Linked DNA regions of Mus musculus: all the other regions are linked to region 1. The links are chromatin loops, found by intact Hi-C in ENCODE. Cell type or tissue: heart. All regions are shown on one strand. Region 1 holds the start of Prkd1 (protein kinase D1). Region 2 overlaps Prkd1 (protein kinase D1). Region 3 overlaps Prkd1 (protein kinase D1). Region 4 overlaps Prkd1 (protein kinase D1).

The links. Peaks named below come from ENCODE experiments on the same cell type or tissue, not always from the same donor. Only the 100,000 strongest peaks of a DNase experiment are listed, where the experiment ranks them.
Region 2: a loop joins it to region 1, with 2.5 times the contacts of the local background. A loop is called at or near these places in 4 of 42 quality-filtered maps.
Region 3: it touches region 1 in a loop (2.3-fold over the local background); 4 of 42 quality-filtered maps call a loop at or near these places.
Region 4: a loop joins it to region 1, with 4 times the contacts of the local background. A loop is called at or near these places in 9 of 42 quality-filtered maps.

Annotation. Positions count from the first base shown.
Region 1 is chr12:50,647,431-50,649,930 of GRCm38, reverse strand. Prkd1 (protein kinase D1) reads left to right here and starts at 682. Exons shown (of 19, transcript NM_008858.4): 1 at 682-1,215. The coding sequence starts at 958. In heart, a CTCF peak has its summit at 1,162; DNase peaks (open chromatin) are centred at 620, 1,230 and 1,310; H3K4me3 peaks cover 2,478 bases; H3K27ac peaks cover 2,236 bases.
Region 2 is chr12:50,510,730-50,513,229 of GRCm38, reverse strand. All of the region lies in intron 1 of Prkd1 (protein kinase D1), which reads left to right. Among named protein-coding and RNA genes, the nearest start is that of Prkd1, 140 kb to the left of the region's middle. In heart, no CTCF peak of the experiment used is centred here; a DNase peak (open chromatin) is centred at 1,519.
Region 3 is chr12:50,506,148-50,508,647 of GRCm38, reverse strand. All of the region lies in intron 1 of Prkd1 (protein kinase D1), which reads left to right. Among named protein-coding and RNA genes, the nearest start is that of Prkd1, 140 kb to the left of the region's middle. In heart, no CTCF peak of the experiment used is centred here; no DNase peak of the experiment used is centred here.
Region 4 is chr12:50,547,820-50,550,319 of GRCm38, reverse strand. All of the region lies in intron 1 of Prkd1 (protein kinase D1), which reads left to right. Among named protein-coding and RNA genes, the nearest start is that of Prkd1, 100 kb to the left of the region's middle. In heart, no CTCF peak of the experiment used is centred here; no DNase peak of the experiment used is centred here.

The sequences.
Region 1 (2,500 bases):
AGCCTGTTCAGAATTTACTAAGAATTATCAGAAGGCCTCTGATAACAATCATTGCAGCCTGTTAAACCAAATAGGGTCCCTGTACATCTACAGATGCAAAGAACCCATCCCGATAGAAAGGACAGAAATATAGTCAGGCTCTACTGTCTCTGAAGCACCTCTTTTTGCCCAGCCACCAGTATAATCAGATCAAAATTAGTGCTGTGGGTGTGGGGCTGGAATTGCTCCTAGAAAGCCAGGTTAAGGTTGACAGTTTTGAAGAGGCTGAAACACAGAAGTTCCAAACACAAAACAAAGTAGAAAGCAAGAACCCTATTTAGACCCTTAAGAAGGCGGTGGGTGGAGCAGGTGGGGTTGATGGAAAGGATACAGACTCCGCTATTACAAGAGAGACACGGTTTTAAAGAGGTCAGCTGACTGGCCCTTTAACAAACTCGAGGGCTCCCAGAGGGAGTCCCCCGTTAGGTGGGCTCTACCAGGCTGGCGTTTCCCGGTCCACTCCTGTGCGGGCGCTTGGAAGGGGGTGGTCAGGACTGCCCTGAATGGGCGGGTCCGCGGCTTTAGAGTCCGCCGAGTGGGCTGGGGCGGCTGCTGCGCGCAGGGGGCGGCTCCCCGTCGGGCTCCGGTTCCCCTCGTCGGCTCCGCGGCGCCGCCCTCGCCCCGCCCCGCCCCGCCGGCGCCGGTCGCGCGGACCCGCCGTGGTCCCCGGAGCGGAGCGCGCCGCGGCCGCAGTAGCTGGGCGCCTCCCCCGCGCTGCCGCGCGCCCGCCTGCTCGCCTGCCCGCCCGCCGGCCCCGGCTCCGCTCGGCCATCTTCGCGGCTCCCGCCCTCACCAGCTCCGGTCGCGCGCCCTGTCCCCGCGCGCGGACTTTCCCGGAAAGTTTGGTGGTTCTTCTCCGCCGCCGCAGGCAGCGGCGCCGCGCCCCACGTCCGCCAAACTTTGGGGCTCACTGGCGCGATGAGCGTCCCTCCGCTGCTGCGACCGCCTAGCCCGCTCCTGCCCGCCGCGGCCGCCGTGGCTGCTGCCGCCGCTGCGCTGGTCCCAGGCTCCGGGCCCGCGCCCTTCCCGGCGCCTGGGGCCGCCCCGGCGGGGGGCATCTCGTTCCATCTGCAGATCGGCCTGAGCCGCGAGCCGGTGCTGCTCCTGCAGGACTCCTCTGGCGACTACAGCCTGGCGCATGTCCGGGAGATGGCTTGTTCCATCGTGGACCAGAAGGTAAGGTGCCCCGGGTCCACCAACTTTGCAGCCGACCTCGCCTGCGCCGTACAGCCTGGCTGTGGCCGGACTGCATGCCCTAGCCCCAGGCACTGCTCTGCCTGCCGCGCAGTCTTCCTGGGGGCTGACCTCCTGCTCCTTCTCTGGCACGCCTGCCTTCTCACCTCCTTTACCTCCCTTCTTGCGATGACAGTTCAAGGAATCTTGCACTTTTCTCCTCGCGCTCCGGCGTATTCTTGAGGTTTCCTGGCTGTCCTGACTCTTTTTCCCTGGACCAGAGCCTACCTGGTACCAGATCCGCTTTCCAGCGCCAGAGATCCCTTGGGACAGCCCAGAGCTTTTTCAGCCCCACTCCCTTCCACTACATCCTCTTTCAGCTCTAATTGATGCTGAGGAGTTCCGGGTGTGACCTGGACGCCAGGAATTTCTCACCTGCCAATAGTGCTTTTAAGAAAGGGTGATTGATTAAGCCAGCTGTGAAAACAACCGAGGAGTTGGTACCACTACCCAAGTCCGCCCTGGATTTAGTACTACCACTGTGCGAGCTTAGAAACATTTTCCAACAATAAAACCTGAAATTTACAGCGTTTTTTGGCTTAAATTTCCATGCACTGATCTTGGGAGACTGGAGTAGTGAGAAGGTCTGTGGTTCCAAGAACATCCAGTGCTGGCTTTGCTCTTAAGTTTGAGGCTATGGGACTTTGGATAGTGGTCATCAAAGACTGGCTGGGGAGAGGCCCATAAAGCTGGGCTAGGCCACCCATCATTGTTTCCAGTGCACTTTTGAAGTTAGGTTATCTCCACAGCCATCCAGAAGGATGCTTCATGTAAGGGGGAAGGGCCCTTGGTGCCACTCCTTCACAGTATGGACTGCCAGGGTTCTGGGGGAGGAGAGAGAGATAGAGGAGTTAGCTAAAGGTGCTGACTTTCAACTCTGGAGGGCTGACTGGCTAGTTCTCACCCTTTAATGAACAGTCAAGAGCGGATTTTCTTAAACTGTTTGGAACAACGTGTCTTACGCTTTTTGAGCGGTGTAAATAGTGGTGCTGAGTACAGAGGTCTAGGGAGTTGCTCTGGGGAAGCACCCACTAATGCAGGAAGTGAAAATTCTAGAGGTCAGACTCAAGTAACAGTGAGTGCCTTGAAGTTTTGTTAATTAAAGGGAGTGATATTTTTTCGTTATATAATTGAACTCTTTGTAGTTCCCTTGAAGTACTGAATCCAGCCGCCCCCTCCCCCAGGATGGTGAATTATGCAAGTATTCTAGGCTCTGACTGCCTCACTG
Region 2 (2,500 bases), 140 kb after region 1:
AGGCCCATTTTTTAGATGATTTTAGTTCACATCACTTTGATAATTGAGAATAACCATTCTAGTTATGGTGATATAAATATATTTTATACATTTTGCATGTATGTGTGTGTGTGTGCGTGTGCGTGCATGTATGCTATATGTGTGTGTAAGCATGCTCCTCTTTGTTTGATTGTGTCAAAACTAGAGACCACCATCAACTGTTTTCCTCTGTCTTTTTCTGCCTTGTTAGTTTTTGAGACTGGACCTCTCACTGAATCTGTAGCTACCATTTTTGCTGGATTGGCTTGCTGATTGGCCACCAGGATCTTCTGTTTCTTGCCATGTAGCACACAGGTTATAGATGTGTGCATCTGTGGCTAGCTTTTCTGTGGGTGCTAGGGATCCAACTTTGGTCTTCTGGCTTGTGTAGTGTGTACTTTATCCACTGAGTTATCTTTGTAGTTCTACATACATATTTTGAAATACCCAACAGTACAAATACTATATAGTACAGTATAATATAGGTCTATCTTTGAAATTATAGTTGTTAATTTCATTATGGATAAGAAAACATTTTGATGCTCTCTTTGAGGAACCCATTGCTAGTAATAATATGCCGTGAGAGAACACAGTGCATGTGAGTACAATCTACTATAATTTTAAAACATAAAAACTTGAAGAATTATATGCCATCTATTGGCAATTGGATGTTATGGAATTAAAACAGGAAATATCTTAGAGAAATGGTGAACCTAAACCATAGACCCCTAAACAAGATTTCACAAAAAAAGTCATAAATTGATGAGATGTGTTGGTATTATTCAACACTCTCCACATCATAAAGTGGGTCATTGGATATCTAGAAGAGTTAATTATGTGTGAAATTAGTATCAGACTATCTTGTTCTGGATAGATTTTAAACTAAGTGAAGATGTGCTGAGTGATCAATGAGCAAAGCTGAAAAGGGATGGTGACAATATGGCAGCTCTGTTTTAGACATGTAATGACACTTTGTCAATCGTCTGTTCTTTCTCTTGCACTGACCTGATTGTAGGATAAACCATATGCACACAGCTGCTTCTTAAATGAGTTTGCATTCCAGCTAGTAGAATCTATACACATCTCTGCAGTGAGATAAATATGTAATGGTATTTTGGCTGAGATGGGAGTCAGGTGGCCACAGCGTACTTGCTAGTGGAGTAGGGAGCACCACAGCTTCGGGGCCAGCTGGACATGACCATCTGAGACTCTGGAGAAGGGTCACTGCAGAGAGAGTGGAGATAAGCAGAGAGGTTCTGTAAGTAAGCCCCTAAGGTCTTCTGTTATCCATGGAGCCTCTGAGAAGGCATATTATTCCTTGCTTAACTGAAGTTCTCCTGAGGTGATAAGGTCATGATCCTAGTTAAGGGAGAAGAGCAATCACACACTTGGAAAATAAGAATTGGGACCCTCAGAGATCTGGAGGTTCTTCATGGAAAGCCACAGCTTAGAAGTGAGCAGTCTGCCAAAGTCATCACAGACACTCAAGTGTTCAAATGTGTCTGGGCCGTAACCTTTGCAGTGAAAGGAAATCCTGATTTCTAAAAATAAAGATTGCTTTTATTTTAAGAGTCAAAGGGGAACAGACTGTCCAAGTAAATGCAGGTCACTGACATGTTTTGATTGTGGCCTTGGTATATGAAGAGAAGTTCTGTCCAATTGCAAGATGTTGTTTCCCTAAGTGTTTGCAGACAGAGAGAAAACAGAATGGGCCGAGATGAAGAGAAGCAAGTGTGTTGGGGGAAAGAAGCAAAGATTAGCACACCTAGTTCCGCTGAAATGCTATCAATTTGGAGAATGGTCCATCTTCAGCCTTTTGAGAGGAGCTTGAGAGTAGAGGGTGGTTGGTCACAGTGTGTATGTTGGATTACAGGCAGAGTTGTATTTCCTAAGAACAGTGGAGCTGGGAGGGCAATCCACCATCCATAGTTTGTTGGCAGTATAGATTTGAACTTTTGTATTTGGTGTTTTGAAGGTAGAACATTCTTATTCTTAGCATGTTTATATCTCAACAAGCTTTTTATTTTCTGCAAATTTAGAGTAAGGCCTTGATTTTCACTTGATTCTCTATTCACCCCCAACTTTCATTTTGGTCTTTTTCATTTACATTAAGATTCACATGCTTATTAAAGCATCTTATTGAAATCTTTCCTTTTTAACTTTTTATGCACCATTGCCTTCACAGTGAAAACAAAAGCATATGGATTTGGGCAAAGACTCACTGTAGATAATGAGTATGACATCTGCACATTTAACCTATCTTAAACATCTTGGTTCTTCCAGAATACACTATTCCTTTTTAACCCCTTCAAGGTGTTGAGCTACTGAGATAGACTAGAGCTCTCAGATACTTCTGAGGTAAACTAGATTGCTTTTAAGATAGCCTTATATTACCTTGTAAAGGTAAATGAAAGACTTTTCAAAGTGACGTTCATAAACATCTCCCATGATGCTATCCCTTTATTGCTTTGTCTTTATGAGT
Region 3 (2,500 bases), 140 kb after region 1:
ATATGAGATCCATAGCCTTGGCTTGGTTTAGCAGAGTATATGAAGTCGTGAAATTAATGCAAATGGGTCATAATATTAGTAAGTATAGGACTGAGCTTTAAAAGATTAGCTGTTATTCTTAACCAAATGCAGGTTAGTTTTGAGGAAAAGTGATATATACATATATATTGAAACAGAAGATCTACAAAAATTGGTAATAAGGAAAAGACTTAGCATGTTTCCTCGCTTTGGTCAATTTGAAATCATGTGAATTGTACTACAGTTCTAGAAACCAAGGCAAAGATTAGTCTCTGAGTTTGTATAGTGCAGGAAGAGGCTGAGTATTTTATTCAGCTGCTCTAGTGAATTGTCTCATGATCGTTGTTTCCTTCAGTAACAACAAACACTCAGGAAGTATTTCCTGTTGGTTGTGCCTTCTTAGAAATACATGTTTGTTCATTTTATCCCTTCAGTGGTCCTGAGATGCAATCAACAAAATAAGTCAATCTAAGAATGAAATACATGGTTAGTTTATATTGTTTTTCCTCCTATAGGGTTGCAGACCCCTTCAGTACCTTGGGTACTTTGTCTAGCTCCTTCATTGGGGGACCTGTGTTTCATCCAATAGATGACTGTGAGCATCTACTTCTGTATTTGCCAGGCACAGGCATAGCCTCACAAGAGATAGCTGTATCAGGGTCCTATCAGCACAATCTTGTTGGTATATGCAATAGTGCCTGGGTTTTGTGGTGGTTTATGGGATGGATTCTCAAGGTGGGGCAGTCTCTGGATGGTCCTTCCTTCCATCTCTAGTTGCATATATAGCAGAGTATGGCCTAGTCGACCATCAATGGGAGGAGAGACCCTTGGTTTTGCTAAGATTATATAACTCAGTACAGGTGAATGCCAGGGCCAGGAAGCAGGAGTGGGTGGGTTGGGGAGCAGGGTGAGGGGATGGTATAGGGGACTTTCAGAGAGGAATCTAGGAAAGGGGATAGCATTTGAAATGTAAATGAAGAGAATATCTAATTAAAAAAAGAATGAAATGTATGAGTCAGTACATATACAGGACTCACAAACACTAGATATGTAGATACAACTGAATGACTAAAATAGGGAAAGATGATGAGGACTTGTATCTCTCGTATGGATATCATTATATATTTGGTGAATTTTCTGGACCTTGGTAGTGTGTGTCACATTTCCCAAACTTTCTTCAAACTGTTATTAACGTGCAGCTGATGCTATGGGATATGCTGTTTAACAGTTGATCCTGGACCAAGGCCTGGGTTGAAGGGATTCTTATGTGAATCAGTAGCTCATGCGTGTTCAGAGCTCCAGAGAGATGTGGCCTTGTGCTCAGAGTTCAAACTGGACTGCTACGAATTGCAGAATGGCTTGCATTATATGGAAGCCAGTAATTTTTTTTTGTACAATTGATTGAAGGATATAATATCATTATTTAGAGAAATAATAAAAATATAACTTTTGAACTAATGGTTGTTTTGCTTAATATTTATATTGCTAATGCTTTTCAACTGAAGTTACTATTTTTTTCGTTGAATATTAGCTGAAATGTCTCACCTGGGAGATGTTTTTTCTAACTCCTTGTTTAGGTTATACTCATTTTTTTTCCTAGTCTATCTTTATATGATAATTTCTCTAAAAGGGTCATCTCCTCACTCTGTTGTTAGACATTTATTTTGGGTTCTTATTAGGGCAGTCTGACTCCCTAATTATACTTTATATACAGTGTCTTCTACATGAAGTCTCATGAGTGTCAGGAATAGTGTCTGGTTTTGTTTATCACAGTATCTCTAGCAACAGACAGCATGTTTAAACATTTGCTCATTATTTACTGGAGGAATAGCTGTGAGCACTTGTGGTAAACAGGATGTATTTATTCTACCTCTCTTTAGAGCAGGAATGTATGTTATTTGTGTTATGGTGATCAAGGTAAGCAGGCTTTCATCATAATTTCTGGTTTTAAGACACATTGGGGAACACAGTCCCCTGAGAGCACATGGTCAGAAGTTAAGAATTGTTGACTAAGGTTACGAATATTCATTCTCCACATACTTATTGTAAGCATGGTTTAGTGTTGGTTTCAGTCTTTTGACGCAACAAAGCTGTGTAGGCAGGTTCTTCAGCCCTGTGCTCTTGCCTGTCTAAAGGAACAAGCACTTAGCCAATCAGCTTGGTTGCTGGCAGTAGAAGTCTGGAACATTTGAACTTGCCTCCATTGTTCTGAGGAAACTCCACTACAGTGACTTTTAAAGTTATGGCTGCTACTGAGGTAGAGCTACTACTTCAGAAAACCTTGCTCCAGTCATGTCTAGTTGGCAATGACTTGTAAAACTTTTCCTGTTGGGATAATTCTCAGTAAATTACAAACACCCTCAGGACAAGAGTAAGCCTTCTGCAGTTACTCAGCAAAAAGGTTATGGTTGTCTTAATGTAAGATTTTGATTGCTTCATAATTGAGGCTTCTGATTGGAAGAACTGGAAACTGGGCACATAT
Region 4 (2,500 bases), 100 kb after region 1:
CTTTGAGACCATACATTGAAGTCAGGCGTACTCACTGTGGTTGGGGCACATGTGGACTTAAGAGGGAAGATATTGAGAACTTGTAGAGCCCAAGAAGGGTCAGGGACAAGTCCCTTTCCTTTGTTCACTGGTATATCCAGCAGCGAGGCATCCTTAAGAACTAGGGCACTGCAAGAAAGGAGACATTGATAGTCAGCCAACATCATTCTCCTACCTCAGGAGGCTCATAAGTGCTTTTTGTCAGACTTGCAGGCTCAAAGCTTGGCGAGATGAAGATGCAATAATTTGCCCCACCTGGCAAACTGTGACATAGAATCATTGGCATGCCTACACCTGACTACTGCTGGCAGTGATTAATTATGTATTGGGACAGCAGGATACTGCCAAGTGAGGTCATGGGCAGAGTGCTGTTCTATTTATGCTCCCTGCACTTCCAGGGTGATATTTTAACTCTAAAACAAAGCTGCATGACATTTAGCAAGTAAAGAGAAAGGAGAAGCCAGATTAGGGAGATGTCTGCACATATCCATTCATTAATTCAGTCTTTCATTCAACAAATACATGTGAACACCTTAGTATGTAATTACTTAGAGGGAATGAATATTCATTCATCTTTGAAATTCAAATTCCATTTTTGCTAATGAACAGCCCAATGTGTTTATCAGAGGTACAGAGTTAGCAGTGGTAAAAATTAATTTAGATCCTAAACTTCTTTTTTTTTTTGTTGTTTGTTTGTTTGCACAGTTCTTCAGGTGTCTGCAAAGGGGGCTGAAGGCTGAAGTTGGCTATGAGTGAGGGAGCATCCTCTGATGGGGCAAGGAGTAGTAGATGCAGGAAGGAGGTGTATCATTTTCTCTGAGACTTGGGAGCTCAGCCCTTGAGAGCTCTCTGTTAGAGCATGCTGTATTGTTGATATTAATTGGTAGTCTCTGTGGAGTATTTACAGTGTGCTGAGTTGTGTAGTAGAAAACTGATTTCTTCCATCATCATAGTAGACCCTGCCTGGCAGGGCTAAGTGTCCTCCGTGTAGCCAGCCTGGAGGGCCCCACAGACATAGCTGCACACTACCCTTTGGTGGGAAGGATCCCTTGGTCCTTTGCTCTTACAACCCAGCATAAAAAGCAGCACAGAATTCTCACCTGTCCCAGATAGTCTAGAAACTCAACCTGGAGAATTCATATTCTTATTACACTATGGTTGTTTGGCCTTTGGCAAATGTTTCAACGTTTGCCTAGGGAAAACATAAGTAACTGTGCCAGCATCAAATACATATTTTCAGTTTTAAGTGGTTACATGGCCAGTCTTCCAGTTAATAGGGACTTCACATTTTAAAAATGACTTAGGGTTTTCTATGTAGAGTTGACTCCCGAGTAAAGGAGCGTTTTTACATAGATTACTCTGAAGTTTCTAGAGTCTTTTTAAGTTGTCTGAGACTTTCATATATGCATGTAATGTGTTTTGATCAAATCCACCCCCTGTCCACTCCCCTCATTTCTTCCCTATCTTACCACCATGTCTCCTTGCCAACTTGATGTGGTCTTGTTTTAAATTCCAGCATGCATGCCCACGGGAGAAAGGCCATCAGCTGGAATGTGGGCAGCCTGCTGAGGGTCTCTGAGAGGGGAAGGCAGGCATAGTTTTGCTTTGTTTGGTTTTTGTTTTTTTGCTTTTGGCCAAAGCTACCTTTATGGGTCCTACAGTTCCAGACTGTCTTACAGACATGGCCTTCCTGGCCCAGCCTCCTGACTGCTACAAGGTTAAGTTATGGGTAATCATGCCTGGTCCCAGAGTATTATTTGTATTTTTTATTTTATTATAATCATGAAAATAGGATCAAATATATATTATATATACATATATATATGTATGTATATATATGTGTGTGTGTGTATGTATGTTGAAAAAATCCTATATATCTAAAGCAGTACATTTGCACAAAAAAAATAGAAAATAATGCTACCTACAAAAGAAATAATATTTTAGGCCATTTGGGAATAAGATTAAAAGATGTGTAAGACCTCTGTGGAGAAGTAGGATATATATATCAAACCATAAATGCAAGTCAGTCCATTTCAGATCATTTCTTGTGTCCTAAGTGTACAATAATTGTATGTAATCAAAACAATAAATGAAAAAGATATTGTCAGCAGAAGGGGAACGGGAGAGCTGGAGGCGAGGGAGAAAGTGGTATCATTTTATTTCAGTTATAGACCCATGTTAAAATAAATTTAAAAAGGAGAAGTTTTAAAGAGAAATATACGTCAAAACATTCCTCTTTGCAGTCCCTTGGACGTGTTGTTTTGTGACTGTATAGATAGATATAGATATAGATATGGATATGGAGATGGAGATATAGGTATAGATAGATGGGGTAATGTTCTTCTGTGTGTTGTAAGTGTCCCCACATTAGGCCATATACTTGCATACCCGTACATACCTATGTACATACATACATACAAACAAACATAGAACAGATAATTTAAATATTCAGGTTTTAACA